Linked DNA regions of Homo sapiens: region 1 is linked to region 2. The links are chromatin loops, found by intact Hi-C in ENCODE. Cell type or tissue: Caco-2. All regions are shown on one strand. Each heading gives the region's core, and the rest is flanking DNA. Links, peaks and the distances in the headings are about the cores only.

Region 1 (10,873 bases), core at 2,037-7,036, 190 kb after region 2:
TTCCTGATTTAGAAAAGAGAATTTAGTCCATCTCTTTCTGAGAACTCTTGAAAAACTTCCTATTGCTTGTTTTGCTTAGGTTGTGCAAAACTTCAGTCAGAAGCTCCAAGGTCAAATGGAGAATACTAAAAAGTGAATCTGCTGGAAACTCAAAACCTTATAAAAGAATCAGAAACTATTGAGATTTTTAAAAGTATTAATAATTCCTTTGACCTTACTATTAAAGAAAAGATTAGCGGGATTTTTTAAAAATCTCTTTGTTCTGAAAATAAACCCATCATTATTTTTAATTTCTTGAAGTCTTGGAAATGAAAATTTTCAGAGGTCTTTTTATGACATTATAGTCCTTTTGGTTAAAGCAAAAGAATAGACTGTTTTATTTTGCAAATAGATAGCTAAATCAACATTCCAGATGTGCTTACTTCCCAGTATATATGCACTAGTCATTTCCAAAAACTATTGATTGACAAAAAACATTCTTTTCAATTTGATCTACATAGTAATGATTTTAATATCCTTAGAACCAAATAACACTATATATAGCATCAGAAATAAATTTTTGTTAAACTGGTTGACTCAGTGAACTATTCTTTTTTATGATATACTTACATGCTTTGTGCAACAAGTAAGTTCATGGAGTTTGAGAAAGCTAAACAGTAGCACACTCATGGACCAGGCATGGTGGCTTATTCCTGTAATCCCAGCATTTAGGGAGGCTGAAGCAGGGGGATCAATTGAGGCTAGGAGTTCAAAACCAGCCTGGGCAACATAGCGGGACCCTGCCTCTACTAAAAAATTAAAAATAGCTATGCATGGTAGCACATGCCTATAGTCCTAGCTACTGAGGAGGCTGAGGTGGGAGGATCACTTGAGCTCAAGAATTCAAGGCTGCAGTGAGCTATGATGGCACTACTGCACTTTAGCCTGGGTGACAGAGTGAGACCCTATCTCACAATAAAGTAAAATAAGAATTAACACACTCATAATAACTATTTAGTTAATAGGAAACTCTGTTTAAGCGATATTGCTTATATTTCTCTCTCATGCTTTTGTAGGTCTGGACTCATCCTCTCAATTATCCACAGAGTATATTGTTAGTGTTTTGTTTAAGCTACCTTTTACACTCAATTAAAACTATTTACTGGAAGTAGGCTAAGGTAATGGGGTGAGAATAGAGATGGTATTATATCATGAAATCTAGGGAAGAGTTTGTAGTCTTAGTTCCCTGCCCCCACAGAGCTTATTACTCTTGAAGAAGCTTTGACTAATTCTACATGACTTATTCCCCTACTTTAACAGACCTGCTATACTAAACTATACCACAGTTTTCCAAGAGAATAATGCTTCTAAATTATATTATCTCTGGTTCCATATAGCTCAACATTCCTCCCTTTCTCTTATTCAAAGTTAGTTTTTATTATGACTCTATGATCATATAGTTTAGTTTTGTTCAGCAGATAATTGGGTACCTCTGTGCCAGGCACTTTACTGGAAATTGGTGATAAAAAAAAAAGAGATAAATAAAGCATATTATCTCTCCAGAAGGCTTGAAATTCTCAGATACCTAGAAAACAATAGCAAAAAAAAAATTACCTATTTTCAGAGAGGGCAAAAGAAATTGCACTTAATGTAGCAAGGCCATAATTTACCCAGTCACAGTACAAACTTTCCTTAAGTATTGGTTTTAGTTTCCTTTGATACATATGGTTTCAGGCCGGGCATGGTTGCTCACACCTGTAATCCCAGCACTTTGGGAGGCCAAGGCGGGAGGATCGCTTGAGGTCAGGAGTTCGAGACCAGACTGACCAACATGGTGAAACCCTGTCTGTACTAAAAATACAAAAAAATTAGCTGGGTGTGATGGCACATGCCTGTAGTCACAACTACTTGGGAGGCTGAGGCAGAAGAATTGCTTGAACCCGGGAGGCGGAGGTTGCAGTGAGCTGAGATCGTGCCACGGCACTCCAGCCTGGGTGAGAGAGAGAGACTCCATCTCAAAAAAAAAAAAAAGATATATATGGTTTCACATATGTCCACTTCTTGAATCTCATATGACATATTGGTAAGCAGGACAGTTGCCTTGGCAACCCAAAGAGTGCCGTACAAGATGTCTATGTATACTCTAAAACTTGCCCCAGTATTTTATTACTGTATGAGCTTGTTAAGGACCAGCAAATTATTTCAAAATTGGGGATATAGAGTTATCAACTATAGCTAACATGGAATAGCTGATTTCTGTATTCGTTGATTTCAACAAACTGTGCATATTAAAATTTAGATATGCAACCTGTGGTGATTCATGTCTGTAATCCCAGCACTTTGGGAGGCCGAGATGGGTAGATCACTTGAGGCTAGGAGTTTGAGACCAGCCTGGGCAACATGGCAAAACCCTGTCTCTACAAAAAATACAAGCCAGGCATGATGCTATGCCCCTGTAGTGTCTGCTACTCAGGAGGCTGAGGCAGAGGTTACAGTGCGCAATGACCATTCCACTGTACTACAGCCTGGGAAACAGAGTGAGACAAAGAAAGAAAAGAAAAAGAAAGAAAGAAAAGAAAAAGAAAGAAAGAAAGAAAAAGAAAGAAAGAAACAGAAGGAAAAGAAAAAGGGGAAGGGGAAGCAAAAAGAAAAGAGAGAAAAGAAAAGAAACAAGGAAAGGAGGGGAGGGCAGGGCAGGACTGCTTAGGAGATGGGTGCACCAAAATCTCACTAATTACCACTAAATAAATTATTCATGTAACCAGATACCACCTGTTCCCCAAAAATCTATTGAAATGAAAAATGTTTAAAAAATAGAAAAAGAAAACTCATTCATAATCCAAAAAAGAAAGAAAGAGTCTCGCCATTTTGCCCAGACTGGCCTTAAACTCCTAAGCTCAAGTGATCCTCCCACCTCAGCTTCCCAAGTAGCTGAGACTACAGGCTTATGCTACCATAGCCACTTCACAGGACAGGTTTTAAGCCAATCAAATCTGTCCAGAGTCATCTTAATGGAAATATTATATTAATTATTTTCTAATACAATTTGTAAACCTCTGTATTTCTAAACCAAATTCTTAAAGACTCCTTAAATTGTTTAAAAGATCTAAATGTTTCTCTTCCCTTCTTATCTTGTAACCTAGTAAGCCAGGCAATTAGCTTAACGATCAGTTAAACCTTTTTTTCCCCAGAGTTGTGTTAAAAGCTATTTGCAACAGGAACATTCTTCATGAGAGCTCATTGACTTTTCTCCCTCTTTTTGTGTTAGACCTATGTATCTGAACTATCTGGGTGTATCCATAATAACAAGAATTGAGTTTTGATCAATTAATAGATTAAGTTTTCTAGAAGACAGAGAAAGAAAGTGAGATGATTACCACAAATATGTAAAGAGTTACTGACCACTATAAAAGTCAAATCACCTTCTCTTTGCAAAGAGTGGGAAAGCCTTAAATGCAAGCAAACCCATTTCAATACATGAGAAAGAAAGGAAGTCATTACAACCAGTTCAAATAGTATCTTGGGCACTTGATAATTCCATCAAGACTATAGGATTAATTAAGTCTTTAAAAGTACTTTCAAGTGAATAATTGTAGTCATATCAAAAGTACTTCAAAATGACCACTGCAATTCCAGGTTGTCCTTGATGAAATTATGCTTTTTAGAAAGATAAATGTGTGAAAGAGAAAACAGAAGCCAGAGTTATGCCTGGAGATAGTGCAAGTTTATTATTAAATGAACCCATGAATTCATTAGCTACTGGTCATTCAAAAGGGAAAAATAGCACTTAAATATTGTACCTAAAGTCCTCAACAGTAAAGGTTGAACCCCTGGCAGCTAACCCTGAAACCTAACAAGCTAGAATGGGTAGAGAGGAAATCTCTCCCAAAGCCAGTTTCTCATAGACAAAACTAAGAAAAGTTCTTATAGGCACACAACAATGTGGCCAACTGACAGATAGGATGGCCAGTTTCAAATCTTTACTAAGAAAAACAAAAATTAGTATAAATCCAATCAGATAACCAAACAATTCTGGAAACCTTATAACAAAAACAATATCAGCTGTCTTTGGGAGTTCAGCAAAAAAACGATCAGACCTCAAAACAAGGGCTGGAGTTAATCTAAGCATCATAGACAAGGAATCTGCCCAAGCAAAAAGGCAGAAGAGACCTCACTGAAATACAGTATAACCAATAATATAACTGGTGGCAAGAGTTCCTGCCTAAGTCTTGGTAGGATTTTCATAATACCAAAATCCTAATACAAAGACCACCAGGGAAACCTGTTGATCATACAAAATGGTTATATTAAAGTTTCTGAGAAAAAGAAAACATCACCTTGACAATGTTGGGGAGGGAAAAATAATTTTTCCTCTACCCTTGTGAGTTCTTACCTGGGACCTCTATAAACGATAGATTAACAAGAAAAAAAGAGAAGTTAGTTAACATGTATACCTCGTGTATATATGGGACATACCCAAGGGAAAATTAGTAACTCCTAAAGTGATGGCTGAGAAGTCTGGCTTAAATAGCATCTTCAGCAAAGAACAGTACATTCTTAGAGAAGTGATGAGACAAAGGACCTTGAGTCTCTAGGGCCGGCAATTTGTGGGAAGGCAAATATATGGGAAACTAATGATAGATTAAAGGCTAGTTAATAAAGTTTGATATATAAATTCCTCTGGCGCCATCTGCAGGCTGATAAGTGTCCAAAGATTTATCCCTCGGGCCAGGCGCGGTGGCTCACGCCTGTAATTCAAGCACTTTGGGAAGCCTAGGCGGGTGGATCACAAGGTCAGGAAATTGAGACCATCTTGGCTAACACACGGTGAAACCCCTACTCTACTAAAAATACAAAAAAATTAGCCGGGTGTGGTGGCGAGGGCCTGTAATCCCAGCTACTCGGGAGGCTGAGGCAGGAGAATGGCGTGAACCCGGGAGGCGGAGCTTGCAGTGAGCCGAGATCGCATCACTGCACTCACTACAGCCAGGGCGACAGAGCGAGACTCCGTCTCAAAAAAAAAAAAAGATTCATCCCTCCAGGGGTCGCGGGGGGAGTTACCTTTCTTAATTTATGTCCTACTTTTAGGCAAACAGGAGAAAAGCAGAGAGCGTTTCTTATATTTTTCTTCTCAAGTGCCTTCGGCTAAAAAATATTTGTTATGCTGGCATATTTTGGGGTAGTATATTCTGCTACCCTTCAACAGAGTCTCAGTGGTGTTTCACAACTGGGAAGTCATAAGATTTTTATGAGGGTATTTATAGGATTTTGAGGACTAGGGTTGGCCATGGGATAGTTTTAAGGTAGAAGTTATTAAGCAAAGTCCGAGCAGAGATTGGTCGGAATTTGTAAAATAGGTGAATTGGTGGATCACAGTCAGTCTTATCTTCAGAGCATATGAATCCATGTGGAACTACTGTTAAAACAAGTTGTCCATGATCTTATCTTAAAGTATATGGATCTGAACAAGCTTGTGTTAAAAACAATTTATTTCAAGTTACATGTCCTGGTTTGGTACAGTTTAGCTGTTATGCAAATAATGGTATAGTTTTGCAAGTTGATGTTTCTGTTTTATTTCTCAGAAGGAAATAGTTTGTAGGCAAGGCAGCCAATTATAAGGCTTTCACAGAAATTCAGACATAATGTAATGAATGTCTAGAATTGTTTTGGGAGGTAGTAAAAGAGTGAATGAAAATGTAGGGTCAAGGAAGAGATGGATTAGAATATTCTTAATGATTGAGGCTTTTGGGAAGAGTGGGCTACAAAGGGGAAAACAAAGTTAAATGTTTAGGCCAGGCGCAGTGGCTCACGCCTGTAATCCCAGCACTTTGGGAGGCCGAGGTGGGCGGATCACCTGAGGTCAGGAGTTTGAGACCAGCCTGACCAACAGTAGAGAAACACCATCTCTACTAAAAATACAAAATTAGCCGGGCGTGGTGGCGCATGCCTGTAATCCCAGCTACTCGGGAGGCTGAGGCAGGAGACTCGCTTGAACCCACGAGGCAGAGGTTGCAGTGAGCCGAGATCACGCCATTGCACTCCAGCCTGGGCAACAAGAGCTTGATGCTGTCTCAAAAACAAAAACAAACAACAACAAAAAAGTTTAATGTTTAAAAAGTGGGAAGATAGTGGCCAGGTATGGTGGCTCACACCTCTAATCCAAGCACTTTGGGAGGCTGAGGCAGGTGAATCACTTGGGGTCAGGAGTTCAAGACCAGCCTGGCCAACATGGCAAACCCCCGTCTCTACTAAAAATGCAAACATTAGCCAGGCATGGTAGTGTGCGCCTGTAGTCCCAGATAGGAAGCTGTGGTAGGAAGATCGCTTGAACCCAGGGGGTGGAGGTTGCAGTGAGCTGAGATTGCGCCACTGCATTCCAGCCTGTGCAACAGAATAAGACTCCATCTCAAAAAAAAAAAAAAAGAGGTGGGAAGATAGTGGTACCATTGATAATACCAAAAATGGGAAATTGAACTTGGTGACTTGATATGGAGATGATGGGTTATGTTTTGTTTTACCTCATATTTTTTTCTTTTGAAACTGTAATAAATTTCAGACATCATTCCCAAGATGACTGGAAGTATAACAGAAAATAAGATTCAGTTTTAAAAGGAAAAATTGTGAGTTTATTCTAGTATATTTAGCCTTATACTCTTCCATTTAATTCTGTATTGTTTTATTTGAAATTATTTAAAATACACTGTAAATCCCACACCCTCATTTAACTAGCTATTTTTTCGTTATGTCAGTTTTACAGACAAATAATGGGTTCTCCAGTGATCTCTAATTTTCCGTTATTTCTGGAACTGTTTGCAGCAAAATAACAGAGAGGAACATAAATAGCAAAGAAAACACCCTGATAACAGAGGAATCTTACTTAGTTCGTGGTCAATACCCTGCTTTGAAAAAAATGATATAATCACACATTTTTCTTTCTAAAGCAACTAGTTTGATTAATGGAGTTAAAGAGCTGCAAGCCTTGCCCCTTATAAAATTATAATCACTTTAATAACTGTGTTAATTAAGATCAGAAAATTAATCTATGTTAGCATTGCAGTAGCAATTTTCCAAGTACTGCCAGGGAGTAAGAATGAAAGTGGGTTACAATGTCACATGGCATCTGATTAAGTTAAATTAGTAAGTATTCGAAGGGAAGACTCCCTGGTGACACTGAATAAGATGGTCACAGTTTTCCTGTAGCCTATTGTAAGGGGACAGTTGGTTGCAAAGCTACTACTTTTCCAATATAAAGTCAAAAATCTGGCCACATACTATCACTAATGAGTCTGAAGGAAGATTAGGACTTGTGGTTATTGTCTGGGAGAATTCATATAATAAGCTCTGGTGTTGGCCATATTAGTAGCTAAAACATCTTAAATGTGCAGGCTTGCCTTTAACCTCCTAAAATAATAGTCCAGGTTTTCTCACTTCAAGTAAGTACTTCTTTTTTTACTTTATAATTTCTGAAATCAAAGCATATCTTAAAACTGATACATAAATTGTTGTAAGAATGTATCTGTGTATGTGAAGGACCCCCTACTCTTAGGTATTTTATAATCTAATAGTCTATGTTCACATTATAAACTGATGTCATCTGTACTAGCATCTAGGGGTAACAATATGAGAACAATTGGGAGGAAAGTAGGTGATCCTTTGACGTCATATGTCATAAAGAAAGGAAAGAGAATCACATTTATTGTACATTTATCTGCATAAACTGAATGTTCATTATCTCACTCCTAACAATTACCTTGCAAGGTAGTTATTATTACTATATTTTATAAATGAGAAAATTACGACAAAGAATTTTGTCAACTTGAATTTGAACCCTGTTGGAATCCAAAGCTCTTCCTACTCTACAATCTGACTACCTCATTGGAACATCCTAAGGTAGAATAAGCTTCGTTAATTTTCTTCGTAGACATAGTAGATATTAAATCTCTAAAGATTAATTCAGTTCAGAATAATGGAATTGTGCATACATGTAGCTAAGTATTACTTAAGTTTGCTAGTATCAGAGACAAAACATCTGTCTTCCTCTCCTTCACATAAGCTTAGCTTCTTTGATACTGTTGACCCCACTTCAGAAAAGAGACAAAAAAGTTTGAAAGAAAAGATAAACTATTATTCTGTTCAGACTTAAGGATATCATGTCACACAATCTATACCTCAAATATTCCCAATGGAAGACAAATTGGAAAATAATATTGGGAGAAAAAAAGATAATTGTTTTATTTAGTTTGGCCAGTATCTCCAGAGCATTATTATCAAATTGGAGCCCAACCTGGTGGGATATTTTGCATGCAGTTCAATCGCCAGTGAAATTTCAGAGTGTTTTTTGACTTCCATAGGAACATTTTCTCATCCTCCTATACTTTCAATATTTATTTAAAGATCCTTTGGGCATTCACCTTCAAAATGCCAGATACCATTGTAGGTGCTAGATATGCTAAACTCAGTTTAGTAGATTTTTTTTTCATTAGAAATATGCAACATTAACCTAATAGAATAATTTGTGGTGGTTTTTTGGCTTTGTAGCTGCTAAATCCTGAAGATGACCTCTTACCAGGGAAGATTCGAGACAGCAATCGTTCAACTCTTCTAGCAACAATTCAGGAACATGGTTACCCCACGATCAACTTGGGTATTGTAGGAGACAAGTAAGTATTTGATGTCATTCTGAAAAGTTTGTATTGTACAAATACGAGTTTTTGGAATACTCATTAGGTGGAGTTGCTGCTAAAGAGACAGAAATTTAATGTCATAATTTTCACTTATCTCATTCTTCAGAAGCCAAAGAATATTGAGGTATCTATGTCCTTTAGAGATAAAGATTTCTTGGAATGTCTCTGAAAACAAGAGAAATACTTTACTTTCCTGTAGTATGTTAGGTTTCAAAGGATGTTTTTGTAATAGTTTTGGTTTTATCCCAATGGAGCTAACAGTGATGGCATTATTCTGATGCACATTTTTACTTCTTTCAAGAAAGACAGGAAAAGCATAGGTAAGAAGAGAAAGAGAGATTGTCAAAAGTAGCACTACCTAATTCTTTGAAATTTAAGTACAATTTTTTTCTAGGACTTCTATATTGATTTTTGTGTCTTTATGTAACCTGTTTCTCCAGGCTTTACCTACTTGAAAGTACAAAGGGAAGCACAATGACTATAATTACTCAATTTTTAAGAGCCTATTACCCCCATCTACTGAATTAACTCAGCCCTCTGCTAAGTTTTCTAAGTATTTCTGTGAATCTCCAGTGCTGTCTCATGTGTGATCAAAAGCAAGTCTACACTTTCTAAACATCCTAGTATCATGCAACACTGCTGCCTGGCTGTCTTTCAAAAGTCACCCTTTCCATTTCACTAGAGCTACACCTGCTTTTAGTAATACTCAAATATCAACCCAATGGAGACAAGGCTCAGAGACAGATCTGAGTGATAAATACTCATGATGTATCTATCACCCATAATCCCCTTTCTCTCTTATCACTACCTCATCACTGTGTAGACCTCATTAAGCATGGATCCTTCTTCCCTTATGTTGAGTACTTTCCCAAAACTCAGATGTGCTTTTGAAGAGGTTCTGACCTACCATTCACAAGGTAGGATCTGACAAGGCATGCTGTGAACTTTATCTTAGGCTCACACTGGACATAGTCTAACCTAAGCTTGTCCAGGCCAGGCACAGTGGCTCACGCCTGTAATCCCAGCACTTTGGAAGGCCAAGGCGGGTGGATCACTTGAGGCCAGGAGTTGGAGACCAGTCTGACTAACATGGAGAAACCCCATCTCTACTACAAAATAGAAAAATTGCCTAGGTGTGGTGGTACACATCTGTAATCCCAGCTACTCGGGAGGCTGAGGCATGAGAATCATTTGAGCCTGGGGGGCGGAGGTTGAAGTGAGCTGAGATCGTAACACTGCACCCCAGCCTGGGAAACAGAGTGAGACTCTGTCTCAAAAAATAAATAAGTAAACAAATTAAGCTTCTCCAACCCGTGGCCCATGGACCACGTACAACCCAGGACAGCTTTGAATGTAGCCCAACACAAATTCATAAACTTTCTTAAAACATTATGAGATTTTTTTGCGATTTTTTTTTTTAGCTCATTAGCTATCATTAATGTATTTTATGTGTGGCCCAAGACAATTCTTCTTCTGATGTGGCCCAGGAAAGCCAAAAGATTGAACACCCCTGGTCTAAACCTTGGACACAAGCATCTTGCCAGTAACCTGAAAGGTAGTAGCTTTTATGTCATCTAACCTTTTGAAGTTCTCTTCTTTCCTCCTGATTTTTTTTTCTTTCTCTGAGGACACTGGAGTGGAAGCTGGTGTATTTTCAAATGTCATTCTTTTTAAAATCTTCACCATTTGTATTTGCATGGATGTTTAGCTCTAAAGAAGTTTGGCCAGGAGTGGTGGCTCACACCTGTAATCCCAGCACTTTGGGAGGCCAAGGCAGGTGGATCACCTGAGGTCAGGAGTTTGAGACCAGCCTGGCCAACATGGTGAAACCCTGTCTCTACTAAAAATATGAAAATTAGCTGGGGGTAGTGGTGCGCACCTGTAATCCCAGCTACTCGGGAGGCTAACACAGGAGAATCACTTGAACCCGGGAGGTGGAGGTTGCAGTGAGCTGAGACTGCACCATTGCACTCCAGCCTGGGCAACAAAGCGAGACTCCAGGGCCCCTCGTCCTAAGAAGGGAAAGTAAAGCCAGTGTACAGGAAGGAAAGGGGGGAAAAAGCCAGTTATTTGAATTTGGGCCTTAGCAGTAACCTATCCTTTAAGATACAAGTACTTAAAAACTATCCTATCCAGATACAGCTTTTCCAAAGACCAAAATCAACTTCTGAGAAGAGAAGTGATAAATCCAAGAGTTTGAAAACACAAAG
Region 2 (10,873 bases), core at 2,369-7,368:
GTTGCAGTGAGCTAAGATCGTGCCACTGCACTTCAGCCTGCGTGATGGAGCAAGACTCCATCTCAAAAAAAAAAAAAAAAGATATGCTACTAATTTTTGTTTGTTGATTTTGTATCCTGCCACTTTACTGAATTTGCTTATTAGTTCTAATGGTTTTTTGTTGGAGTCTTAGGTTTTTCCAAATATTGTATCATCAGCAAACCAGGATAATTTGATCTCTTCCTTTCCAATTTGGGTGCTGTTTATATCTTTCTGTTGTCTGACTGCTCTAGCTAGCACTTCCAATGCTATGTTGAATAACAGTGGTAAAAGTGAGCATCTTTGTCATGTTCCAGATCTTAGAGGAAATGCTTTCAGTTTTTCCCCATTCAGTATGATACTAGATGTGGGTCTGTTGCATATAGCTTTTATTATGTTGAGGAACGTTCCTTCTATACCCAGTTTTTTTAGGGTTTTTATCATGAAGCAATTGAATTTCGTCAAATGCTTTTTCAGCATCAAGTGAAGTGATCATACGGTTTTTGTCATTCATTCTGTAGATATGATGTATCACATTGATTGATTTGCCTATGTTGAACCATCCTTCCATCCCTGGGATGAATCGCACTTGGTCATGATGAATGATGTTTTTAATGTGTTTCTGAATTTGGTGTACTAGCATTTTGTTGAGGATTTTTACATCAATGTTAATCAGATATTGGCCTGTAGTTTTCTTTTTATGATGTGTCTTTGTCTGGTTTTAGTATCAGGGTAATACTGACCTTGTAGAATGAGTATAGAAGTATTCCTTCCTTCTCTATTTTTCAGAATAGTTTGAGTAGGATTGGTATCGGTTCTTCTTTAAATATTTTGTAGACTTCAGCAGTGAAGGTATTGGTTCTTTTCTTTGCTGGGAGACTTTTTATTATGGCTTCAATCTCATTACTTATTGCTGTATTCAGGTTTTGGATTTCTTCATGGTTCAATCTTGGTAGGTTGTATGCATCTAGGAATTTATCCACTACTTCTAGGTTTTCCAACTTATTGGCATATAGTTGCTCATAGTAGTCTGTAATGATACTTTGAATTTTTGTGGTATAATCATGATGTCTCCTTTTTCATCTCTGATTTTATTTATTTGGGTATTCTCTCTTTTCTTCTTTGGCTAAAGATTTGGCAATTTTGTTTATCTTTCTTAGAAAAACAACTTTTCATTTTGTTGATCTTTTGTACTGTTTTTTGTTTGTCTTAATTTCATTTATTGCTGCTCTGATCTTTATTTCTGTTCTTCTACTAATTTGGGCTTGATTTTCTCTAGCTTTTCTAGTTCTTTATCATGTGTCATTAGGTTGTTTATTTGTAGTTTTTCTACTTTTTTGATGTAGGTGCTTATTGGTATAAACTTTCCTCTTAGTACTGTTTTGCCTATCCCATAGGTTTTGGTGTTTTGTGTTTCCATATTCATTTGCTTCAAGACATTATTAATTTGCTTCTTAATGTCTTCAGTGACCCACTGGTCTTTCAGGAGCATATTGTTTAATTTCCGTATGTTTGTATCATTTCCAAAGTTTTTTTTATTGATTTCTAGTTTTATGCTGTTGTGGGTTAGATAAGATACATATGATTTCAGTTTTTTTAAAGACTTGTTTTGTGGCCTAACATATCGTCTGTCCTTGAGAATGATTCGTGTGCTGAGGAGAAGAATGTGTATTCTGCAGCCATTGGATGAAATATTCCATAAGTATCTATTAGATCTATTTGATCTGTAATAGAGATTAAGTCCAATGTTTCTTTTTTTTTTTTTTTTTTTAAGATAGAGTCTTGCTTTGTTGCCCAAGCTAGAGTACAGTGGGGCATTCTCAGCTCACTGCAACCTCTACCTCCAAGGTTCAAGCGATTCTCCTGCTTCAGCTTCCCGAGTAGCTGGGATTACAGGCACGCGCCACCGTGCCCAGCTAATTTTTGTGTTTAGTAGAGAGGGGGTTTCACCATGTTGGCCAGGCTGATCTCGAACTCCTGGACCTCAAGCGATCCGCCTCCCAAAGTGCTGGAATTACAGGCCTGAGCTACCACGCCCAGCCTCAATGTTTCTTTATTAATTTTCTGTCTGGAGAATCTGTCCAATGTTTAAAGTGGGGTGTTGAAGTCTCCAGCTATTGGCATATTAGGGTCTGTCTCTCTCTTTAGTTCTAATAATATAATAATATTTGTTTTATATGTCTGGATGCTCTGGTGTTGGTTGCATATATGTTTACAATTGTCATATCCTCTTGCTGAATTGATTCCTTTATCATTATAAAATGACCTTCCTTGTCTCTTTTTATAGTGTTTGTCTTAAAATCTATTTTTTCTGATCTAAGTATAGCTACTGCTACTCTTTTTGGGTTTCCACTTGCATGGTATATCTTTTTCCATCCCTTTATTCTCAGTCTGTGTGTGCTTTTTTTTTTTCTTTTTTTCTTTTTTGAGATGGAGTGTCACTCTTTCGCCCAGGCCGGACTGCAGTGGCGCTATCTTGGCTCACTGCAGTCTCTGCCTCCCGGGTTCACGCCATTCTCCTGCCTCAGCCTCCTGAGTAGCTGGGATTACAGGCGCCCGCCACCACGCCCGGCTAATTTTTTGTATTTTTAGTAGAGACGGGGTTTCACCGTGTTAGCCAAGATGGTCTCGATCTCCTGACCACATGATCCGCCCGCCTCGGCCTCCCAAAGTCCTGGGATTACAGGCGTGAGCCACCGCGCCCGGCCGTCTGTGTGTGTTTTTATAAGTGAAGTGTGTTTCTTGTGACCAACAGATTGTTAGGTCTTGTTTTCTAATCCATTCAGCCATTCTGTGTCTTTTGATTGGAGAGTTAAGTTCATTTACATTCAGTGTTATTATTGATAAGTAAGGACTTACTATTGCCATTTTATTATTTGTTTTGTTTTGTTTTTTTCTAGTTCTTTGTGGTCTTCTCTTTCTTCCTTCCTTCCTGTCTTTCTTTTTGTGAAAGTGTTTTTCTCTGGTTATATGTTTTAATTTCTTACTTTATATTTTTTGTGGAACTATTGTTAGTTTTTTGGTTTGAGGTTACCATGAGCCTTGCAAATACTATCTTATAACCCATTATTTTAAACCAATGACAACTTAACTTTGATTGCTAGGAGTTAAGAGCAAAGAGACAACTGATAAAAACTCTACACTTTAAATTCATCCCCCCAGTTTTAAACATTTTATTTTTTCTATCTATATTTTATAATAGTATGTCTCAAAAAGTTGTAGGTTTTTTTTTTTTTTTTTTGAGACAGGGTCTCACTGTGTTGCCCAGGCTGGAGTGTAATGGTATAATCACGGCTCAGTGTAGCCTTGGCCTCTTGGGCTAAATCAGTCCTCACATCTCAGTCTCCCAAGTAGCTGGGACTACAGGCACGCAACACCATGACCAACTAATTTTTGTATTTTTTGTAAAGACAGGGTTTCACTATTTTGCCCAGGCTTGTCTCAAACTCCTGGGCTCAAGCGATCCACCCACCTTGCCCTGTCTAGGTGCTAGATCACAGGCATGAGCTACCATGCCTATAGTTATTATTTTTTAGATCATCTCTTAGTTGTCCTACTCAAGATATGAGATGAGTAATTTATACATCACACTTAACAGTGTATAATATTCTGTGTTTGTCTGTGTATTTATTGTTACCAGAGAGTTTGGGGCCTTCAGATGATTTCTTATTTCTCTTTAATATTCTTTTATTTCAGAGTGAAGAACTTCCTTTAGCATTTCTTGTAAAATAGGTCTGGTGTTGATGAAACCCCTCAGCTTTTGTTTATCTGGGAAGGTCTTTATTTCTCCTTCATGTTTGAAGGACATTTTCACAGGATATAATTTTGTAGGATAAAAGTTTTTTTCCTTCAGCAGTTTAAAATTTGCCATTCTCTCCCAGCCTGTAAGGTTTCCACTGAGAAATCTGCTGCCAGACATATTGGACCTCCTTTATATGTTATCTGTTATTTTTCTCTTGATGCTTTTAGGATCCTTTCTTTATCCTTGATCTTTGGGAGCTTGATTATTAAGTGTCTTGAGGTGGTCTTCTTTGGGGTAAATCTGCTTAGTGTTCTGTAGCCTTCGTGTACTTGAATATTGATATCTTTCTCTATGTTTTGAAAGATCTTTGTTAATATCTCTTTGAATAACCTTTCTACCCTGATCTCAGTCTCTCTCTCTCTCTCTACCTTTTCTTTAAGGCCAATACCTCTTACTGCCCTTTGAGGCTATTTTCTAGATCCTATAGGTGTGCTTCATTATTTTTTATTCTTTTTTCTTTTGACTATTCTGACTGTATTTTCAAATAGCCTGTCTTCAAGCTTACTAATTTTTTTCTGCTTAATCAGTTATGCTGTTGAAAGACTCTGGTATATTCTTCAGTTTGTCAATTCAGTTTTCAGCTCCAGAATTTCTGCTTGATTGATTTTAATTATTTCAGTCTCTTAGTTAAATTTATCTGATATGATTCTGAGTTCATTCTCTGTGTTATCTTTCATTTTGTTGAGCTTCCTCAAAACAACTATTTCTAATTCTCTGTCTAAAAGGTCACATATCTCTGTTACTACAGACTTGGTCACTGGTGCCTTATTTAGTTCATTTAGCAAAGCCATGCTTTTGTGGATGGTCTTCATGCTTGTGGCTGTTCATCAGTATCTGAATATTTATTCTAATCTTTGAAGTCTAGGCTTGTTTGTACCCATCCTTCTTGGGAAGGCTTTCCAAATACTCAAAGGGAATTAAATGTTGTGATCTAAGTCTGGTCACTGAGGCCATATGTGCATTAGGGGGCACCCCAACTCTAGTAATGCTGTGAGTCTTGCAGAGGTACTCTGACTCTTATAGAGGTACTGCCGTGGTGGTCTTAAATAAGATCCAGGAGAATTCCCTAGATTACCAGGCAGAGTCTTGTTCTTTTCCCTTACTTTTCCCCAAACAAACTTAATCTCCCTCTTCATGCTGAACTGCCTGGAGTTGGGGAAGGGTTAATGGAAGCACTCTTGTGGCCACCACCACTGGTACTGTGTTGGGTCACTCCTAAAACCAGCCCAGTACTGGGTCTTGCCCAAGGCCTGTGGCAACTATTTTCTGGCTGCTGCTTGTGTTTACTGAAAGACCAAGGGATCTTTAGTCAGCAGGTGGGGAATCCTGCCAAGACCAGGTTTTTTTTTTTTTTTTTTTTTTTTTTTTTTTTTTTTCAGTGCAGCAGGTCCCCTTCTGGCCCAAGGTGGGTTTAGAAATGCCGTCCAAGAGCTAGGGCCTGGGATGGGAGGCTTTAGGAATCTTCTTGGTGTTTATTTTACCAGGTTGCAAGACAAAGTCCTCTTTACTTTTCCTTCTCCTTTCCTCAAGCAGAAGTCTCTCCCTATGGCCATTATCACTCTAGGCTCAGGGCAGCTACCGCTTGGCTGCCACTGATGTTTATTCAAGGCCCAAGGGCTTTTTAGTCACCACTGGTGAGTCCTGCGAGGCCTGTATCTCTCCCTTCAGGACAGTGAATGCCTTTCTGGCCCAAGGCAAGTCTAGACATGCCCTCCAGGAGCTAAGGTTAAGATTAGTACATCAAAAATTATTTGAGTGACCCATTTTTCAGTTCTCCCAAGGATTGTACACAACTAATACCATTCTAGATGCATAGGAGATAAGTTAATTATTAGGGTTTAATTCTTTGGAGGAACTAGTTGAGAATGATTGTAAAACTGTTCTAACTGGATGTTCTCATATAGCATCAGTGAAGACTTTCTCATTGATTAACTATTTATTAGCTGGTATTTAACAGTCCTTTGTAAATAGTAATTGGTCTTTTGACAGATGTTCAGTTTTATAAGTAGACTCACATGTTTATGTTTCCTGTGACAAATGACAGTTAACAACATATCAAAGAGTATAATGTTGTTCTTCAGACTGGGCATCTATCTATACAGTAGAATGAAAAGGAAGAAATAGGTAACAGAAAATAATGAAAAGAAGGCCTTGATGCTTCTGAAGAAGTTATGTTAACTTTGAATGCTTCTCTAGCACTAACTTTATTAATGAGTCCCACTGGTTCTGAATGACCTGGTGTGTTGTCAGTGTGTCAGAAGACCTCTATGTGAGAACAGTCATTTGGAATATCTATATATACTATTTGGCTTACTTTTACAAGTTTTACCTATGTAAAATTAATATTGAAAGGGAGCACCTGATTACCTATTAGAAAGAAAAATTACAATTTCCCTCAGCTGGTCACAATCTGAGGCATGTGAAGCAATGTGGAATAATGTTAAAATCTTGTATTTAGAGACGGAAAACCTGGATATAAGCCCTTACCTCACCACTTAATAATTCGGACAAGTTACTTAAAATTTAAGCTTCAGTTCTCATCTATAAAATGGAAATAATAATTATCCTGTATCTCACAACAGATTATTATTTTTAGTACAGGAGATGACATATATGAGGAAATTTTTATAAACTTTGTAAATTAAGAATTAAGTATTTGCAGAATTCTTTCAAGGTACCAAACACTATCCTCACTGCTCAGAATACAAATATAAACAGGTTGTTCCAGCCCATAAAAAGTTCACAGTCTAGGGCCTGGGTGCAGTTTCTCATGCCTGTAATACCAGCACTTTGGGAGGCTGAGGTGGGCAGATGTCTTAAACCCAGGAGTTTGAGACCAACCCGGGCAACATGGCAAAACCCCATCTCTACTGAAAAATAAAAAATTAGCCAGACGTTGTGGCACATGCCTGTAGTCCCAGCTACTTGGGAGGCTGAGGTGGAAGAATCACTTGAGCCCAGGAGGTTGAGGTTGCAGTGAGCTGTGATCATACTACTGCACTTCAACCCAGGTGACAGAGCAAGACTCTGTCTCAAAAAAAAAAAAAAAAAAAGAGTTCACAGCCTAGCTGAAGAGTTGCTTTTTTAAATTACTTCTTTACCTTCCTAACTCAGTTATCTACTTCTAGTAATCAAAAAGTGAAACTTGGTCAATGTACTGACTGTTCAGTAGTTACTAATGAGCTCATTGCTACTTATTGCAAAATTAATCAGCTTGCTATTTCAGGAGATAGAGACTTAAGAAATTCCTCTTGTAATTGACATTTGTTCGTTGTCTGTCCAGCAGTCATTTTCCATTCCCTCTTCCTAGCACTGTACCACATTTCCCAGTCATGTAGTTTGGGTGGAATTGATTAAACCTCCAGTGTAGGTTGTCTTAATACTGTATAATCAACATACCCATTTCACCTAGCCACAGTCATTAGTTAAAGGATCATGTAATTCAAAGCAGTCAGAGCCAGTGGATTTCATCTCTTATATTTTAATTTAACTACTGGGGGACACAGATTCTCTGTTTCCTGCTGAACATGAATGAGGAAATATACAACCCCAAGAATTACGTCTTGGGACCGTGAATGGAATGCCTGCTATGATGGAACTAGCATAAGAAACAATCCTGAGAAACAGAAGTTTAAAAGAGATACTGGGTCCCAGTAACATTTTGTGAACCACTCATTCAAGCCCTTCTTGAACTATACAGACTGCTTGACTTTTTGGTTACATGAGCCAATAAGCTAATAGAGATAACTGTTGTCCATAACTAAAAAGTATCTTAACTATTATAATATACCTGAATAAGTACTGTATCATCAAAGAAATAAGACATTTTCCTAATAATGACTAAAATGTATCAAATAGGAATCCCTGAAGTTTCATATTTCAGTAAAAAAACCTGATTCAAGAGGATAGAGGGTTGGAAAATGTGACTTAAAGGAGGAAGAGGATGAAAATAAATCCTGCTCCTCTGTATTTATAAAATAAATGAAGATATTTTCAGAGAGACTGGATCCAAATCTGAAGGTGACAACTTATGCTTTGCAGCCTCAAGGCAACTGATAGGTTCAAAACTCAAAGTAATAATATTAACAACAGGCAAAGAAAGAATTTAAGACAAAGAGGGAAGCTATCCTTGGAGATTTGTAATAGGAAATCTCATTTCACTGACAGAAATTAAATCTTCTGGAGAAATCCAAAACAATAATGATGCTCCCTAAGCTGTATTGTATGAAAGAACATCTACTGATTGCCCTGGGAAGAAAAAGAGTTGGTGACTTCTTCTTGGTAAATGATACGGAAAAAACAATATTTTTATCCATATCATTTGTATATATATTATATATATATGTGTGTGTGTGAATATATATATGTGTATATGTATATATATGTATATGTGTGTGTTTTTATATATATATAAAACAAACATGCTGTATGTTATGTTTATCAAACATGTACATATACATGTATACACCACCGCATGGTGGCTGGCACCTATAATCCCAGCTACTTGGGAGGCTGAGGCAGGAGAATCACTTAACATATATGTGTATACGTGTGTTTATGTATACGTATACATGTGTTTATATGTATACATGTATACGTATACATGTGTTTATGTGCACGTATACATGTGTTTATGTATACATATATATTAAAACTATATATATACAGTTTTATTGTTTCCTTTTATCCATGAGGATTTTGAGATATTAAAATAATTATATTAATTGAATACCAATCATTCTCTAAGCATTTTATATATATCAGCTCTTTACGTAAATCCTCATTTTGCTTGTAAGAAATCTGAAGCTCATGGTAGTTAAGAACATGGAACTACTTAGTGGCTGAACTGGTATTCAAGTCTAGGCAGTCTGATTCTAAGATGGGAATTCTTGACTACTCTGCTATAGCACCTTTCATAAAAGAAAAAGTAAAAGAAGACATTTTGGGAGGTGACAAACTAATTATAAACTCTCCTCAAAAATGAGAATTGGGGTCCAGGTGCGGTGGCTCACGCCTGTAATCCCAGCACTTTGGAAGGCTGAGGTGGGCGGATCACCTGAGGTCAGGAGTTTGAGTCCAGCCTAGCCAACATAGTGAAATCTCGTCTCTACTAAAAGTACAAAAATTAGCCAGGCGTGGTGGCGGGCACCTGTAATCCCAGCTACTCGGGAGGCTGAGGCAGGAGAATCACTTAAACCCCGGAGGCAGAGGTTACAGTGAGCAGAGATTGTGCCATTGCACTCTATCCTGGGTGACGAGAAACTCCATCTCAAAAAAAAAAAGAAAGAGAAAGAAATGGGATTTTTTACCATGGTTTGAAATACTTAAGTGATAAGATGCACTGCCCAATCTAAGAATTGTAAACAATCGAATGTCGAATGTGTTTACTCTGGAAGTTTACTGATCCAAGCAAAAAAGCTTTAAGCTATAAACATCTGTGGAGTAAGAAGAATATATAGATAAATCAATATAATGAAATACTTTGGAGAATACAGTATGATACATGTTAAAAGATAGTTTTATAAAGGTTGAGTTATAACACTTAGAAGTATAAAATAAATATGTGCCAAAGATTTTATTTAACTTATTAAATAATGAGAGAACTAGTAAGCTGTTACACCAATTCAAACAAGAATGGAAAGGACACAGACATATGTCAACAGTCATGAAGACTGGAATGAATTTATAAATAGAAAATTTGTGCAAGATATACAGGCCAATGAGTAGTTGCTCCTGATCAGGACTAAACTTATTTGCATTTCTATGGACAGGAATCATTACTTACATTATTATTAGTTTTCTTCAACTTGCAAAGTTGTAAAATCGTGTAAAACAATGAAAAGTACAGATAACTCAGAAGGATATACAAGTCAGGGCATTCTAGTAATCTTAGTAATCGTGAAGATAATTTTTTTTTCCAGACAGGAGCTTGCTGTCACCCATGTCGGAGTGCAGTGGCACAATCACAGCTTACTGCAGCCTCTACCTTCTAGGCTCAAACAATTATCCTGCTTCAGCTGCCCAAGTAGCTGGGGACTACAGGCACACAGCACCATGCCCAGCTAATTTTTGTATTTTTTGTAAAGACAGGGTTTCATCATGTTGCCCAGGCTAGTCTCAAACTCCTGGATTCAAGCAATCCACCCTCCTCAACCTCCCAAAGTGTTAGCATTACAGGCATGAGCCACAGAGCCTGGCCTCTAAGATAGTTTTTATTTACCACAAAAAAATGTGTTTGATCTCATTAGGTTTGGGCTGATTCGTTACATAACTGGAGCAATTTTTTTTTTTTTTTGAGACTGAGTCTCCTTCTGTCGCCAGGCTGGAGCGCAGTGGCACAATCTCAGCTCACTGCAACCTCCACTTCCCGGGTTCAAGTGATTCCTCTGCCTCAGCCTCCCAAGTAGTGGGATTACAGGCATGTGCCACCACACCCAGCTAATTTTTGTATTTTTAGTACAGACAGGGTTTCACCATGTTGGCCAGGATGGTTTCCATCTCTTGACCTTGTGATCCGGCTGCTTCGGCCTCCCAAAGTGCTGGATTACAGGCATGAGCCACCGCACCTGGCCGCAAGATTATTAATTAACCAGATATCCTCCTTAAGTTTGTTTTACAAATAAGAAGACCACAAAATTAATTTTTGTCTGGAAATTTTCTTAGGGAATCTCAGATTCTATTAGGTTGTTAAAAAAGTAATTGCGGTTTTTGCCATTACTTAATACTTTTAAAGGTCTCTATTTTTGCCAACCCAAGATTAGTAAACTATGCCCAAGAAACTTCACCATCATCATCATTTTGGTAAGTTCCTCTCTTCTCCAGGTCACCAAAATTTTATTCCCACATGTAAGTGATCTTCCTTACCACATAAAAGGCTGAAACCTTCTGCTCCAGGTACTAGGTTGGTTTCTCTGGGAGGGCATTGTCACCATTGGCTTCAGGAGTACAGCCAATATTTTTTTCTTCAAAGTGGTAGTGATATTTGATTAGATGACCATCATTCTCAAATATATCTCCAGGTAAGGCCTTGGTTGCACAATCAGTTTGTACAAT

What was found. A loop is a pair of places that touch in the nucleus more often than their neighbours do. Peaks named below come from ENCODE experiments on the same cell type or tissue, not always from the same donor. Only the 100,000 strongest peaks of a DNase experiment are listed, where the experiment ranks them.
Region 1: a loop joins it to region 2, with 4 times the contacts of the local background. A loop is called at or near these places in 2 of 110 quality-filtered maps.

Annotation. Positions count from the first base shown.
Region 1 is chr14:67,113,739-67,124,611 of GRCh38, forward strand. GPHN (gephyrin) reads left to right here. Exons shown (of 23, transcript NM_020806.5): 17 at 8,518-8,639. The region is part of intron 2 of LOC105370538 (a long non-coding RNA gene); the gene reads right to left. Among named protein-coding and RNA genes, the nearest start is that of GARIN2, 70 kb to the right of the region's middle. In Caco-2, for the core only: a CTCF peak has its summit at 4,653 (motif pointing left); no DNase peak of the experiment used is centred there.
Region 2 is chr14:66,927,285-66,938,157 of GRCh38, forward strand. All of the region lies in intron 8 of GPHN (gephyrin), which reads left to right. Among named protein-coding and RNA genes, the nearest start is that of GARIN2, 260 kb to the right of the region's middle. RefSeq lists an enhancer at 5,727-6,926. In Caco-2, for the core only: no CTCF peak of the experiment used is centred there; a DNase peak (open chromatin) is centred at 5,447.